Linked DNA regions of Homo sapiens: region 2 is linked to region 1. A link is a loop called in an ENCODE intact Hi-C map of the cell type or tissue named here. Cell type or tissue: Calu3. All regions are shown on one strand.

Region 1 (8,000 bases):
CTGCTGTGGCATGATCTCGGCTTAAGCTCTGCCTCCCAGGTTCACGCGATTCTCCTGCCTTAGCCTCCTGAGTAGCTGGGATTACAGGCACACGCCACAACGCTCTGCTAATTTTTTGTATGTTTAGTAGAGACGGGGGTTTCACCATGTTGGGCAAGCTGGTCTCGAACTTCTGACCTCAGGTGATCTGCCCGCCTCCACCTCCCGAAGTGCCGGGATTACAGGCGTGAGTCATCGCGCCCAGCCACATTCTTTTATTATTTCAGAAGTAGGGAAAAATATTTTTCTGCTTGTCTCCTCAGGTGAATGTTGAAGTAAAGTAGATTAGGATGAGGCAGGTTGGTTGTCACTGGGGAATTTTGTACATTGTTTCCTAAAATGAGGAAAAGCAAACATAATGAAAACATTGCATTTGTGTCTGTTATCTTTGCTCACACGCTAGCACTTTTTTTTTTTTTTTTTTTGAGACAGAGTCTGGTTCTGTCACCCAGGCTGGAGTGCAGCGGCATGATCTCGGCTCACTGCAACCTCTGCCTCCCGGGCGCAAGTGATTCTCCTGCCTCAGCCTCCCAAGTAGCTGGGATTACAGGCACCCACCGCCATGCCCAGCTAATTTTTGTATTTTTAGTAGAGACGGGGTTTCACCATGTTGGCCAGGTGGCCAGGCTCAGGTGATCTGCCCGCCTCAGCCTCCCAAAGTGCTGGGATTACAGACGTGAGCCACCATGTACTTTTGCCTACTGAATTACATCTCTAGATTTTAGCATCTAGAACTGGTCTGTCCAGTGCTTTAGCCACTATGACTTTGTGATATTTGGGCACTTGAAATATGGCTGTTCCAAGTTGAGATGTGCAGGGAACATGCAACACACATCAGAATTTGACAATGGGGCCAGGCATGGTGGCTCACACCTGTAATCCCAGCACTTTGAGAGGCTGAGGTGGGTGGATCACCTGAGGTCAGGAGTTCGAGACCAGCCTGGCCAACATGGTGAAACCCCGTTTCTACTAAAGATACAAAATTAACCGGGTGTGGCGGGCCCCTGTAATCCCATCTATTCGGGATGCTGAGGCAGGAGAATCGCTTGAACCCTGGAGGCGGAGGTTGCAGTGAACTGAGATCACGCCACTGCACTCCAGCCTGGGCAATAAGAGTGAAACTCTGTCTCAAAAAAAAAAAAAAAAGAGAAAGAAATTTGAGAATGGGTATGGAAAAAAGAATGCCAGTTAGCTCATTGATGTGTTTTTTTATGATGACATTTTGAAACGGTAATACTTTGGATCTCTGGGTTAAAAAACAGAATATTAAAAGTAATCTTACCTGTTTCTTTGTAGTTTTTTTTAATGTGATTATTAGAAAATTTAAAATTACATATGTGGCTTGCCTTATTTCTGCCCAGCAACTCTGGTTGAAAGACGCTGACCTGGGGGCTCCCGAAAGCTTTATCCCTGGGGCCCTGTGAGCTGCTTGTGGTCATTCTCGCTGCTTTTCCCCAAGTAGAACTGTCCATACTTGGTCCAGCTGCTGGGACCCTCCTACCTGCCAGCAGTGCTTATCTCCCAGCCTGGGGTTGATGACAGCAAGAGGGCACGCAGGCCTGCAGACCAGCTCTTTCTTAGAACAAAAGAGTTCAAGGGGTTCTTGAGATGATTAGGGTCCGCAGAGTTTGAGTAACACTCTTGAAATGCTCAAAAGCAGTTGGTTGGCGAGAATGGTTCTGAATTCTGCTAGCCACTTAGGCATTGTTTGCTGTTGCTACTTTTTCTAGGATACTCTTGCATTTTAAACAAACCTCTTGGAGGGGTTTCAACCCTTTTGGCTCTGCCCCCCTACAATCACGCTAGATCTTGTAGCCCATGACGGCACACCCGCAGGGAGAGCTGTCAGGGTAGCCTGTAAATGGAGGCCGTGGAGATAAGTGGATGTTGCACTAGATTTTCATTGTCTGTTGACAAACCTCTGTGGCATTTGCACAGAGAACAAAGAGTTTAGACCGTGGGACTCAGGAGGCCTTCCAGTTTGCTGGTGTTGGTGAGAGAGAGCAGCACATCTGCATTCTGTAGAAGTCTGCAAGGAAGATTTATTGCCCTTTGAAAAGCCAAGGTATGCACTTCAACACAGATTTTTACGTGGGTTCATCTAGGGATGCTTGTTTCAAACACCAGTAGGGCGTACGTCTTTGCATAGGTCTTGGATGTCTTGGACTAGGATGCTGTGGTATTTTATTGGAGTATCTGTGGTGGCGTTGCAGAGTTTCTGAATCATGCTGATAAAGGACTTTTTTTTTTTTTTTTTACGAAGTGTAAATTTCAGGCGATATTTACTTAGCAAGCCAGTTTTGTTATGTATACTTCTGTGGGAACTTCTAAAATAATTTTTAAATGGTATCTTTTAAAATGACTGGTCTTTCAACTAAACAGTTTCAAAACAAATACTTGAATTGCAGTGAGCATTAATTATTGGAATAAATCATAGCCACAGAGGTGTATATACCAGCATTTTGTAGTAGATTACTCAGGAGCAATGCGTTGTTTCCTTGACAGAAAATTTATATGATTTCCTTCTTTCCTTCCTTCCTGCCTGCCTGCCTTCTTCCTTCTGCCTTCCCGTCCTCCCTCTCTCCTTTCTTTTCCTTCTCTCTCTCTCCCTTCTCCCTTCCTTCCTTCCTTTGTTCGGAGCTAATGCAAGATTGTTTTGGAGGCAGACCAGGTTTGAGAATCACCGAATTGATGAATCCACAGACAAGAGGTGGGGAAGGCACCCTTGTGTTTTTGGTAACCACCCAGAAGGCCCTGACCTCACCCTCTGGAGCACTGGCTCAGTGCAGGAGTGCCCTGCCACCCCACTGCACCCCAGAATCCTGGGGGGGCTGCTAAGATCCAGCTCCTGTCATTCCACTTCTGCACAGCTGGATTGGTGCCTGGGTACTGTCTGATTCTGCTGTAAAGACAGGGGTGAGAGCCTCCTTTCTAGACCATTTCTTTCCTTTTTCTTTTCTTTTTTTTGAGATGGAGCCTTGCTTTGTTGCCCAGGCTGGAGCGCAGTGGCACGATCTCGGCTCACTGCAGCCTCTGCCTCCTGGGTTCAAGCAGTTCTGCCTCAGCCTCCTGTGTAGGTGTGATTACAGGCATGTGCTACCATGCCCAGCTAATTTTTGTATTTTTAGTAGAGACAGGGTTTCACCGTGTTGGCCAGGCTGGTCTCCAACTCCTGACCTCCGTTGATCCACCCACCTAGGCCTCCCAAAGTGCTGGGATTACAGGCATGAGCCACCGTGCCTGGCCAAGACCATTTCTTTAAATATAGAGATAAGGTCTCACAGTATTGTCCAGGCTGGTCTTGAATTCCTGGGTTTAAGCAATCCTCCCACCCCTGCCTCCCAAACTGCTGGGATTACAGGCTTGAGCCATATCACCTAAACACCTGAGAGCTTATTGGGAGCTTGCCTGGCTACTGCTGATTGTGCCTTCTGAGTCCTGAGATTACTCTGCTTGTAGTTTCCTTCCTTCCATGAGGCTTAAGAAGGAGAGAAGGACTCCATTTTTCAGAGAGCAGAAGCGAGGCCAGGAGTGTTGAGGCGGAGAGGGCAGGAGCTGGGGCTGTCGTCTGCAGTCCGGTTGAGGAGCAGCATGCTGGCTTCCCAGGGGAGCTCCTGCCCTGCTCCTCCCTGCCCCCGCCCTGCTGTGCGGCAGGGCCCCCCTTGCATTAAGGCTTTACCACTGGGGGTTTTGCAAGTTTATTGCACGCATGTCCTTGCTTCTAGCCAGGAGTTTGGCTTTTTACCAGGTGGCAGAGTGTGTGTGTGTGTGTGTGTGTGTGTGTGTGTGTGTGTGTGTGTGTGTGTTGTGGTGTTGGGGAGGGGGCGGCTTACATCATGGCCAGAGTATTTGGGAAGGATGGATGGGGTGGGAGGGAGATGGATGGATGGGGATGCTGGAATCCACCCCTAGGAAATTCCTTTGGGTGTCTCAGTGTCCTGCTGGGGAAGGAGCTCTTGTTGGGTTGAGCCTGTTGGGTGTTCTTACCATTGGTCCTCAGGAGGTGAGAGGCTTCCTGGGAACGAGATAGGGGAAGCAGAGGGCCTTTGTTCTGGTCTAGATGGGGCGTGTCATCCAGGGGTAGTGGAGAAGCTGATGAGGAGCCAGTAGGAACTAGGAGGAACTTTCCTTCCTTGGCTTCGGGCCTCAGAGCCTCCGGTGAGCTGCCTCACCAGGACATGGCTGTATTTGATGGACAGACCTCAGACGTCAGCCTCCTGGGCTCGGCCCATTCTCCATTCACTGCAGCAGGGTCTTCACTGCAGCCCCCCTGCCACTGCTTTGTCCCACCCCTTGATTCCCCTGAGGGAGATCTTGGGAATTTCCAAATTTTGAGTGACTGAAGGCCTTTCAAACTGAGAAAGAATTAAAAATGGATCCTTCAAAATGACTTGTCTACTGTGTGGTTCTTTTAAAACATAATTTGAAAAGAGTATACTGCATTGTAAAACAGTAATTTTGCCCACATTTTATTGGTAAGGGTGGAGGTGATTTTAGTCCTTAGTGGTTTGTAGAGCTTGGCGGGTTAGTCTGAGACTGTTTTTTCTTGTGCTGGACAAAGGTGAATGTCTTCATTGTTTCATTGTGTAGAGCTGTTAATAGTTTATGGAGGGTGATTAAGTAGCGCTGCATAAGCCAATTTACAGTGTGTCTTAGTCTACACTGGCACTTGGCTAATTTGCAGAAAATTGGACCTTTCAACATGGGGCTTCCTCCCTCTACTCCGTGGGGGCTTCTCCTATTCATCCCTCAGCAGTCTGGCTTCCCCTCCAACACCGCAGGCTCCAGTCCTCTGTGTATCCCCACATTAGTCCTCCTGGTGTCAAGTTTCAATGATCTGTTTGCACTTCATCCCCATTGGACTGCAGGCATCTGGGAATGAGGCGTGTCCCTTACTAATCTTTGCGCTGGATCTCTGGCACAGTATCTGTGTTGTTAAATGCGTCAGTGGCCACCTCTGCTTTCCATGAAGCATTTCTGATTATCCACTCACCTTCTTTCTCAGAGTTAGCCTCTTTAATCCCCACAGTTCCTGGGAGGTAGATTGTATTTGCTTTTCCTCTACATTCGATGAGGAAATGAAGGCCCGTGGAGGTTCATTTGTCCAAGGCCACATGGCTAAGATGTGGTAAAGCCAGGGTTCCTGTCCAGGCGGTTTGGCCCCCTGGATAGAGCCATTATCAAAAACCACTATCCTTCGGTCTAGCCAGGAAAAAAAACTTCAGACAGCCCACAGAGGAGGGATGTTTCACAGAATACCTGACCAGCATTTCTCAAAACCGTCAAGGCTATCAAAGAAGGAGCATGACGATTACATCCAATGTCCCAGAAGGGGTCCTGGGACGGAAAAAGGACATTAGGTGGAAACTGGAGAACTCTGAATGAAGTGTGGCATTGAGTTCATGGTAAGGTGCCAGTGTCGGTTCCTTAGTGTGATAAATGTCCACATTATGTAAGATATAAGAACAGGAACCAGAGTGAGAGGTGTACAGGGACTCCCTGTATTATCTTTGCAACTTGTCTGGAAAATCTAAAACTATTCTAAAATGAAAAGTTTACTTAACAACTTAATGACAATGCCACCACTAAGCCCACTGCACTCCACTGCCTGGCTGGCTTGTCACACACTCTGGGTACCCTCACTCCTCGCTGCCTGGTGCCCACCCACTGCTGGGGAGAGGCTGTGTCCTCGGAGAAGAGTCCCCTCCAATTTCAGCACGTAACAGTGACGGAGGGATATAACTAGGGCTAGTCACAGGGCCATCAGAAGTGCTGCCCCCACTTATTTATTTATTTATTTATGTTTTTAGCAGTGTAGTCTGTTCCAAAGTCTCTGTTGAACCCAACAGGAGGTGTAATATGGAGAGAAATGAAAATGAATTTTGCTGTAGGAGGGAAATAATTTTCTTTTTTTTTTTTTTTTTTTGAGACAGAGTCTCACTCCCTCACCCAGGCTGGAGTGTGGTGGCACGATCTCAGCTCACCGCAACCTCTGCCTCCCGAGTTCAAGCGATTCTCCCACCTCAGCCTGCTGAGTAGCTGGGACTACAGGCATGCACCACCACACCTGGCTAATTTTTGTATTCTTAGTAGAGATGGAGTCTTGCCATGTTGGCCAGGCTGGTCTCAAACTCCTGATCTCAGGTGATCTGCCTGCTCAGCCTCTCAAAAGTGCTGGGATTACAGGCGTGAGCCATGGTGCCCAGCAGGAGAGAAATAATTTTCTATAGACAAAATCTTAGTGTCAAGAGGACCAAAGAGGCATTTATGTCATTTAAATGTTTCTCATCCTCTTCAGCCTCCTTATCGCTTTTCTGTTGGGGGTAGCTTGTAATTGTAAGTTCTTTTTTTTTTTTTTTTTTTGAGACAGAGTCTCACTGTGTCACCCAGGCTGGAGTGCAGTGGCGCAATCTCGGCTCACTGCAAACTCCGCCTCCCAGGTTCAAGCCATTCTCCTGCCTCAGCCTCCCGAGTAGCTGGGACTACAGGCGCCCGCCACCACGCCCGGCTAATTTTTTTTGTATTTTTAGTAGAGATGGGGCTTCACCGTGTTAGCCAGGATGGTCTTGATCTCCTGACCTCGTGATCTGCCCGCCTCGGCCTCCCAAAGTGGTGGGATTACAGGTGTGAGCCACCGTGCCTGGCCTGTAAGTTCTTTTTCAATGTTTTGTGTCTGGAAAGTAGCTGGGCTGGTAATGTTGTTGGTTTGGAGAAACTGTGGTGCGTTGGTTGAACGAGGCCTGTGCATTCTTTGGTTCTGTAGCAAGGCCTTGAGAGGAGAGTTAAATTAAAGCAATATGAGGGCTGAAAGCCATCTGGATGTGACCCAGTAAGGTGCCAGCAGCAAGACCCCAAATACAGGTACTGCTTTGTTGGGTTGAAGACCTATGGCATCTTTTGTTTGTTTGTTTGTGTTTGAGATAGGCTCTCGCTCTGTCACCCAGGCTGGAGTGCAGTGGCGCAGTCTTGGCTCACTGTAACTTCCGCCTCCTTGGTTCAGGAGACTCTCTCACCTCAACCTTCCAAGTAGCTTGGACTATAGGCGCATGCCACCATGCCCAGCTAATTTTTGAATTTTTTTGTAGTGACGGGGGTCTCACCATGTTGCCCAGGCTGATCCTGAACTCCTGAGTTCAAGTGACCTGCCTTCCTTAGCCTCCCACAATGCTGGGATTACAGTCGTGAGCCACCGTGCCCGGCAACCCCATGGCTTGAAGCATTTTGGTTAGCCGTCTCATGTGATCTTTTTGTGTTATGTATCAGATAAGCTAGGTGTCAACTCATTTTGTGCAGAGAGATCTCAAGTAATGAATAACTGTGCTGAGCTATGGGTAGAAGAGCTGGAGCTTGAGTCCCTGTCTTCTAGGGGAGCACCCAGTGCCATTTCTGTAACCTCATACTGAAACCTTCCAGCAGCCCTGCCTCTCTCTCTTGGTAGCATGGTTTCTGTAGATGCATTTACCATTCAACGGAGCAATAAGTCTGGCCCTGTTCTAGGTGCTGAGGATTCCACAGCAAGTAAAATCCATTTCTGCCTCCCATAATACAAATGATATAAATATGATGTAAATACTAGTCAAAGCACTGAAATAACTTGTTTTGGTGTTCTAGAGAAAGTATATAAAAATTAGAGACATTTGTACAGGTCTCGCTTGTGAACTGCTTTCTAGATGTTTTCTGAAACCTGTAACATTTGTGTGTGATGAAAATGAGAGCTGATATTCCTTTACTTGCAAATAATGGAAACTCCACAAAAACTAGTGCAAACTGAAAAGAGGACCTTCTTGCATATGTAATAAGGAGGGTCAAGAATGAAGATGGTGGTTGGGATAACGGATTCCAGGGAGTGAATGAGGTCAGGTGTGAGTCTACCTATTTGTCTGCATAGTTGTCTCTCCCTCCCTGTCTCTTTTAATTTGTGATATAATTCACACATCATGACATTCACCCATTTAAAGTAT
Region 2 (8,000 bases), 160 kb after region 1:
TCCCACCCCTGTCCGTCTAGCTCATGCAGACTGAGATATTTTTTTTTCCCCTCTAAGCATTAGCCGCCCTGAATTAACGTTTTCACGGGCAGCCCCCTCAATGTGTGCTTTCTGGTAGTGACTTTGTTCTAAAGCTCACTTTGCTCCCCCAGCGGCTACAAAGGACCAATTCCCAAATCCCCATCAGCCTCCCTCCCAGCTGTCACTCCCTCAGAAGACTCTGGAGCAAAGGGCCAGGTTTGAGACTGGAGACCAGAGGTTAGGGGTGGACTGCGGTTCTCAAGATCAGGGTCTGAAACTCCCCTGGGTCTTCTCTCATCTGTGCAGATGGTCCACTCTGCTTCATTAGCTCTTCAGCACTTCACTCTGTTCTTCTTCATCCTAGGGGTACTTTCCTTGTTTTTTTCTCCGGCAAGTTCTTTCTATGACCCTCAAAAATATGCGACAAAGAATAGTGACAATAATAAAAACACCACCGCATTAGATGCTGGGGTTTGCGTTCACCCCTCCTCAATATAAAGACGATTCTTACTGATTATAAAATATTAGGGAAATATGTGAAATGTTTTAAAAATTAGTTACCCATAATTTTACCAGCCAGAGACAACCCTCTTTATATTTGTTGTGTATATACTTTTCTTCCCTTTAAATTGGGATCATAGTTTACCTTAATTTTGTAACCTACTTTTTTTTTTAACTTAATAAATCTTGAAACATTCTTTCGCATTTTTTCATGACTATAAAATTCTGTCAGTGGCTATACTTTCAAGTCAGATTTCTATTACTGGATTGTTTATTTGTTGTTGCAAATAATAGTACTGTATTTTTCATGTGCACAAATACTTTCTCCTTAAGGTAAATTCTTGAAAGTGTATTTGCCAATCAGAATATGCACGTTGTTATGACTTTGATGTATATATAGCCAAACTGCCCTCATTAAAGCCAACAGCAAACAAGATATATATATCCAATGTGTATAACAATGGATGTATAGCTTTAATATATAAAGAGCCTTCACAAATCAATAAGAACATGTTTTAGTAGAAAAACGAGTAAAAAACAGAAACAAGAAATTTGCAAAAGGTGAAATATAAAATTACTTGAAGTTCTCAATAGTGTAATCAAATAAATGAAGTTTAAAATGAGATACTTTTGCTAGTGTGAGGATTGAATGGTTTAATGGTTTTATGCTTTTTTTTTTTTTTTTTGGGACATGATTATGTTGCCCAGGCTGGAGTGCAGGGGCTATTTACAAGCACAATCATAGCACACTACAGTCTCAAACTCCTGGCTGCAAGAGATCCTCCTGCCTCGGCACTGGAGTAGCTGGGGCTATAGGGGCACACCACTGCTCCTGGCTCTGTGTTGCTTTTTAATAACACTTCTTGGTTTCTGTGACTATTTGAAGAAACTGCCATTAATGGATTCTGCTATTCTGCTGCTGGGAGTATAAATTGTTGCAACCTTTTCTGAAGAACAGTTGTGTACTTTTTTTTTTTTTTTTTTTTTGAGATGGAGTCTCCCTTTGTTGCCCAGGCTGGAGTGCAGTGGTGCAAACCTGGCCCACTGCAATCTCTGCCTCCTAGGTTCATGCAATTCTCCTGCCTCAGCCTCCTGAGTAGCTGGGATTACAGGCGTGCACCACCACGCCCAGCTAATTTTTGCATTTTTAGTAGAGACAGGGTTTCACCATGTTGGCCAGGCTGGTTTCAAACTCCTGACCTCATGATCCACCCGCCTTGACATACCAAAGTTCTGGGATTACAGCCCTGAGTCACCATGCTCGGCCTCTTTTTTTGTTGTTGTTGTTTTTTTAACTTTGTCTTGCCTCCCCTGGGAGCTGAATGATTATATAGATATACATACACATACACCTGCTGAGAAGGGAGAAGTGAGGGCGAATAGGAACTTGACTGGGCTCCCTCACCTTGAGCAATCTTCTCCTCACTGCTAAACATTTCCAAAAAGAGTCTGTGACTATTTTCTTCTTTCTAATGCCAGGCAATCAAGGCTGCACTTGCTACCCTTCTGCAGGAAGCTTCCCAGCCAGCACAGTTTCTCTCTGCCCTGCCTCTTAATCCCCACCCCTGCTCCCAGGCCTGGGACACTGCTAACCACCCCTCCTTCCTGACACCTCTCTGACCACCCCTCCTCCTCTTGACTGGTTCCTCTGGAGGTAGGCATGGCCTCGGGTTCTGCCCCCAGTTTCTCACTCGCTGGGCTCCAAAAGAAACACTGGCTTCTCTCCTTCAGCTCCAGGCTAGGTGAGTACCTCTCCCCTGTGTATTTCCACCTCAAAACCCTCCTCTAAGCTTTGGCCTCATCATCTCCCTTAATTTTGTAACTTACTTGATTTTCCTAGTTTTCTAGATTTTCTAGTTCCGTGCTACTCTGCTTCACCTGTTTAGCACTTTGAACTGAAATGTGTCCATAATTAAACTTCACATCCTTTTCCTTCCGCGTCAGCTATCTCAAACAGATGATTCTTGCTTAACCCTTTTCCTATGTATCAGGATAAGTCAGGGTTCTTGGCCTCGGCAGTACTGGCATTTTGAGCTGGACAGGTTATTCTTTGTTGTTGGGCTCTAGCCTGAGCTTTGAAGGAGGCTTCAAAGCAGCGCTGGCATCTACCTGCTAGACGCTAGTAACACTCTCCTCTCTCAACGTCTCCAGACTTTCCCGGGTGCCCCCCAGGGGGCAAAACCACCTCCTCTTGAAAACCACTGGGCTGTCGATGCTGATGATTTCTTGGTTTTTATTCTTATTTTTTATTTGCTGTCAATAAAAACGGCATCTACATGTAAGTTAACTTGTTATATAGCATTTGTTATTGCTTTTAACTGTGTGTTTTACTATTCAACTAAAATAGAAAATGGTGTATCGTTTCACACTTTCTGGATGTACTTAGTCATTCAGTTAAATGTCTATTTTGTTTCCCTTTTTAGTAAGTCGTGTTAGGAGATGGGAAATGGTGGTGGTGGGCTTAGTATCAGTGCGTCCTGTGTCATTGTGTAACTGCTCTGTGCTAGCCACTGTCTCAGATGAATGGCTGTCCTAGTTTCAGCCACTCTGAAAGGATAAAACAGCTCATTAAAGTGTGCCAGATGCTTCATTTGTCAGTATTTCACTTAAAAGGGAATACTGTTTGGCTTTGGAATTCTGTAATATACCCAAAGTTTGCCTCTACAAAATTAAAGTGGTCCTATTAAAGATACAGTAACATTTTTCCCCTCACCCTCCACATTTAGGATGGTGAAAAATTCACTAGCAAACCAATGTTTTAGACCCTATTTAGTGATTTTTTTAAGAAAGAACTCTTCAGATAAATAAGAATATTAAGTAAGAGTATGCATAATAAGTTTGAATAACTGAGATTTCAGCTTTTAGCCGTTTGGCAAAAGACCATGATTTGAATATGAAATCTCGTAGGCATACTTTGGTCGTGTTTTCTTACGGGACCACAGAAGTTTAAATATGGTTATTATAACACATAAGTAGGGGTCTACGACAAATTTTGCTGAGCTAAAACAAATCCCCTTTGCTGAGCCAAAACAAATCCCGCTGGATTATGAAGGCCAAACATAAGGCATTGTTACTATGCTAATTGTGGTTTGAGGAATTGCAGAAGGAAAATTAGCCTACCACATTCTTTTTCTTCTTTTCTTTTTCTGGTATTGACTGAAACGTTGGCCTATGCATTTGATTCACTGACTGCATGGCATTGCTTTCAGTAAAGCTTGAGCTAGTCAGTTTACATTGGACTACAAGTGTACAGAGTTGCAGCTCTTAGAGGCTTTTAATCAGAGGTACCTTGCGAATTAGGGAAATAAGGTCCTGTGCAGAAGTGGAAGGGCAGGTTGGACCTGGTCGTGACATCATTTGACTGGGATTTCCAGGCTTCTAACACAGCCTGTGAGCATGCAGGAACAAAGAGGTGTACAACCTCTGAAAACTCTGTGGAACTGACCCTCTCTCAGAGCAGCCATTGTTTGCAGCGCTGTTGCATCAGCAGATGGGCCACTTCTATTCAGTTGCTCCTGCTATCTGGGGCGTGCTAGAGGCATTTCCTGGTTTACATAAACTCTGGGGCTCTGCCAACGTCCTTAGAGTTCAAGCCTTTCCCTTCTCATGCTCAATTAAAATAATTAACTACAGTACAATCGCCGCTTGTTCTCCACTTCTCACCTTGCCTGCTCACAGCACATCCATTCTTCTTGTTCCAGCCTGTCGCTACAAAGTAGTTAGATGATAGAGAAGGCAGGTTGGGAATATTCAAAGACTCTATAGCAACTGGCCTGGATGCAAAGGCTTTTTTTGTTCTTTGTCCTGGTCGTTTTGGTAAATGTGTAGTCGCGTATCTGAGACATAGATTGTGCTTTATTCGGTGCTGTGGAGAGTAGAAACTAGCAGCAGTACCTGGAAAGGGGCCCTGATCTGCGGGTGTGGATGAGTAGAGACTCTTCAGTTGAGATTTAGCTCTAGTGAGGGTTGGGTGCAAAAATGTAGGAAAGAGTGAAGAGATGAGCAGCTCATGTCTGAGTTTTTTCTGTTTCTGTTACTGTGTCACAGACCAGCCTCAGATCATAGTTCATGATGCCAAGATATTGTTGGAGTTGAATGCGGAGACAGACAGGGAGGATTTTTTAGAGTGTCTGCCAGTGTGTAATGTGTCATAATAGCATTTTCTGGGTTTGGGTTTTTTTTTTTTTTTTTTCCCGAGGCTCTGTCGCCTAGGCTAGAGTGTGGCGGTGGGATCTCGGCTCACTGCAGCCTTGACCTCCTGGGCTCAAACAGTCCTCCCATGTAGCTGGGACCACAAGTATGCACTACCATACCCAGCTAATTTTGTTTATTTTTGGTGGAAATGGGGTCTCCCTATATTGCCCAGGCTGATCTCGAACTCCTGGGCTCAAGCAATCCTTCTGCCTCAGCTTTCCAAATTACTGGAATTACAGGTGTTAGCCACTGCACCTGGCCTCATGGTAGCATTTTTAAACAACATTCACCACCGTGGCCTGGTCCCACGGTTTTCTCGTGTAAATCACAGCATTTAGACTCTGCCCTACAGCTCTCTCCATTAGCCTGATGACTCTATAGCAATTCATTAACCTGGGCGTTTTTCTACCTATTCCAGGGCTAACAGCATAAGGTTTTCCTCTCAAGGAACAAGTTGATTTGTTGCTGTTTGCTCAGTGAATAAAAGCAACCTCTCCTTTAGACAATTTATGGCGAACAAGATGATAAAGCAAGTTACTCTTTCAACATTTCTGGAGTAAAATGATGGATGAGGCTGTCCTGGGAGGCCACACATCATGGTGGACCAAATGAGGTTTTAACACTGATCCGGCCTGCCTTTTACCAGCCACAGGTCATTGGTTTGTCACTTTAGTTTTCTGTTCTCCCATCAGGGAAGGGAGTACAGAAGCCACCCTTTGTAGGGTAGGTACAAAGAGGAACTGTGAGCAAGTCTGTAAAACTCCTGGCTCAGACTCTGGCACGGACGGAGACACCACTGATGGCCGTGGTGGCTGATAAACAGCAGTCATAGTCATCATTATGGAAAGAAGTGGCATTGGAGTCTTTTTTTTTTTTTTGAGACAGAGTTTCGTGCTTGTCACCCAGGCTGGAGTGCAATGGCGCAGTCTCAGCTTACTGCAACCTCCGCCTCCCGGGTTCAAGTGATTCTCCTGCCTTAGCCTCCCAAGTAGCTGGGATTACAGGTGTGCGCCACCACGTCCGGCTAATTTTTGTATTTTTAGTAGAGACGGGGTTTCACCATGTTGGCCAGGCTGGTCTCGAACTCCTGACCTCAGTTGATCCGCCCACCTTGGCCTCCCAAAGTGCTGAATTTATAGGCATGAGCCACCATGCCCGGCCTGACATCGGGAGTCTTGGTAGAGAACTCTGGTGTTCACTGTGTGGCTCTCCCAGCAAAAAACAGGTGTGTTCGTTTCTTCTCGTGATCTGTCATTTGAACGTGGGCACCGTTGACTGAACTCAGCAGCACATTGCCAGGTAGAATTTGTGAAGGACGTACGTTCATTTTGGGGTAGGCGTGGGGAATATCAAATTCATGGAAGCAATATGATCAGAACCCTGAAAGCTGTTCTTTTAAGTCGAAAGATGTGGTAGATGTTAAGTAAAGCAAATTGGATCGCTGAAGGAAGTGGATGAAATGTGTTAATAAGGACAGGTGAGGAGAAAGCTGTCACTCATGAATAGCCTTCTGTCTGCTGCTTCTTGGATTTAGGAGCATATACTCCTTTGTTTTCTTTCTTTCTTTTTTTTTTTGCATCCCTTTTATTTTTAACATTGTGCTTAATCTGTGGAAGAGTCTTCAACTTAAAACTCTTTCATACGAATTCTCAGGCACTCCTATCTTAGAGAAAGCGTCAGGCTGCCCCTGAAGCCAGCCTGGCATGTCACACATTGGACCCTTTCCTGCTGGTAGCAGGAGGGAGGCACTTAACAATTAAGCAGTTCGAGTCACCCAGCTCAGAAGCCTGGACTCCCTGCCTGGACGTGGATGCTGCGATGCCGAGCCGTCAACTCGTGGCGCCCCCTGCCCAGAGTCCAGCCTGGAGAGTCCTGAAGAGGCCCGGGGATGGGAATAACCTGGCCTTTGAGTGCTGCCTGACCTCCCGTTTCCTAGCAACTCCCAACTGCTCAATGGGATATTTTGTGGTGTTTCTAATTTATACTTAACAGATATTGGCTGTGATCTAAGGCTGGCTAATTTCCCATTATGACTTTCAGGCAACCACTTTAATACATGAATAAGCAAGAAAAGGACTCCTAGGATGCGCAGCTCACCAATACCCTCTTCCCACCAGGCCTTCCTTCCTTCTGGAAAGCAGAATTTACCGAGGACTTGCCAATAAATTACCATTTATCTCAGAGCAGACGGCACTGAGCAATTTTCAAGGAAAATTCTCCATGTGACTTTTTTTTTCTTCTGGTATCTCAGTATATATTCATGAATATTTATAAATCAGCTATATCTATTATCAAAGAAGTAACTCTTTTCTTAGCTATGTTTTTAATGAAATGAAAAGGGCTGACTTGATCTCAGTTTCTTCCTGTAGAAATGGGATGATGGGGTGGGGTGATTTCTCAAGCCCCTTCCAGCACTCCACTAATATAAATCTGATGACCTTGTGGTCTTTTTAATATTTGGCATCTGTTTGGTGACTGGATGTTTAGCTCAGATTTTTCTGAGTGTGTGTATTTTTGTTGTTGTTGTTGTTTGTTTGTTTTGTTTTTTCTGAGATGGCGTCTTGCTCTGTCACCCAGGCTGGAGTGCAATGGCACGATCTCAGCTCACTGCAACCTCCACTTCCCGGGTTCAAGTGATTCTCCTGCCTCAGCCTCCTGAGTAGCTGGGATTACAGGCACCCGCTACCATGCCTGGCTAATTTTTGTACTTTTAGTAGAGATGGGGTTTTGCCATGTTGGCCAGGCTGGTCCCAAACTCCTGACCTCAAGTGATCTGCGCACCTCGGCCTCCCAAAGTGCTAGGATTACAGGCATGAGCCACCGCGCTCAGCTCTTACAATACCGTTAATGCAGCATTATAAAAAATATTCAGCCAAGCATTCCAAATCTCAGTTTGACCACTTTCCCGGCTTTGGATATTGAGGAACTTGTGGCTGCTGGATGCATTTTCCTCTTATTTCCCTCCTCATCTCCTCCCTTCTTTTTCTTGCTCAGTCCTCACTGCGTGGACATAACCTTAGTGATCGTGTAAGTGCTTTAGTGAGTTTCACAGCTATTTTAGCATTTTAATGACCGATTTGGGCCTCCTTGGCAACATCTACAAAGAGAGACAGCTGCCCTCCTAATTTGTATTTCTCAGCATGATTTTTCAGAACACGTCTGAATAAAGGAGCTGATGACCTGTTCAATATGGTGGACAGAGAAGTAGAAATAGAACACAGATGAATAGAGTGAGATGGAGGTTTAGTTTAGCCAGATAAAAAGGTTTCGTTAGGTTCACTAGA

Evidence for each region. Hi-C counts contacts between places; a loop is a spot of excess contacts. Peaks named below come from ENCODE experiments on the same cell type or tissue, not always from the same donor. Only the 100,000 strongest peaks of a DNase experiment are listed, where the experiment ranks them.
Region 2: a loop joins it to region 1, with 4 times the contacts of the local background. A loop is called at or near these places in 1 of 110 quality-filtered maps.

What each region holds. Positions count from the first base shown.
Region 1 is chr5:16,891,599-16,899,598 of GRCh38, reverse strand. The region is part of intron 1 of MYO10 (myosin X); the gene reads left to right. Among named protein-coding and RNA genes, the nearest start is that of MYO10, 41 kb to the left of the region's middle. RefSeq lists enhancers at 1,296-2,156, 2,606-2,775. In Calu3, no CTCF peak of the experiment used is centred here; DNase peaks (open chromatin) are centred at 198, 4,118 and 4,908.
Region 2 is chr5:16,732,400-16,740,399 of GRCh38, reverse strand. The region is part of intron 19 of MYO10 (myosin X); the gene reads left to right. Among named protein-coding and RNA genes, the nearest start is that of RETREG1, 120 kb to the right of the region's middle. In Calu3, no CTCF peak of the experiment used is centred here; DNase peaks (open chromatin) are centred at 2,109 and 4,029.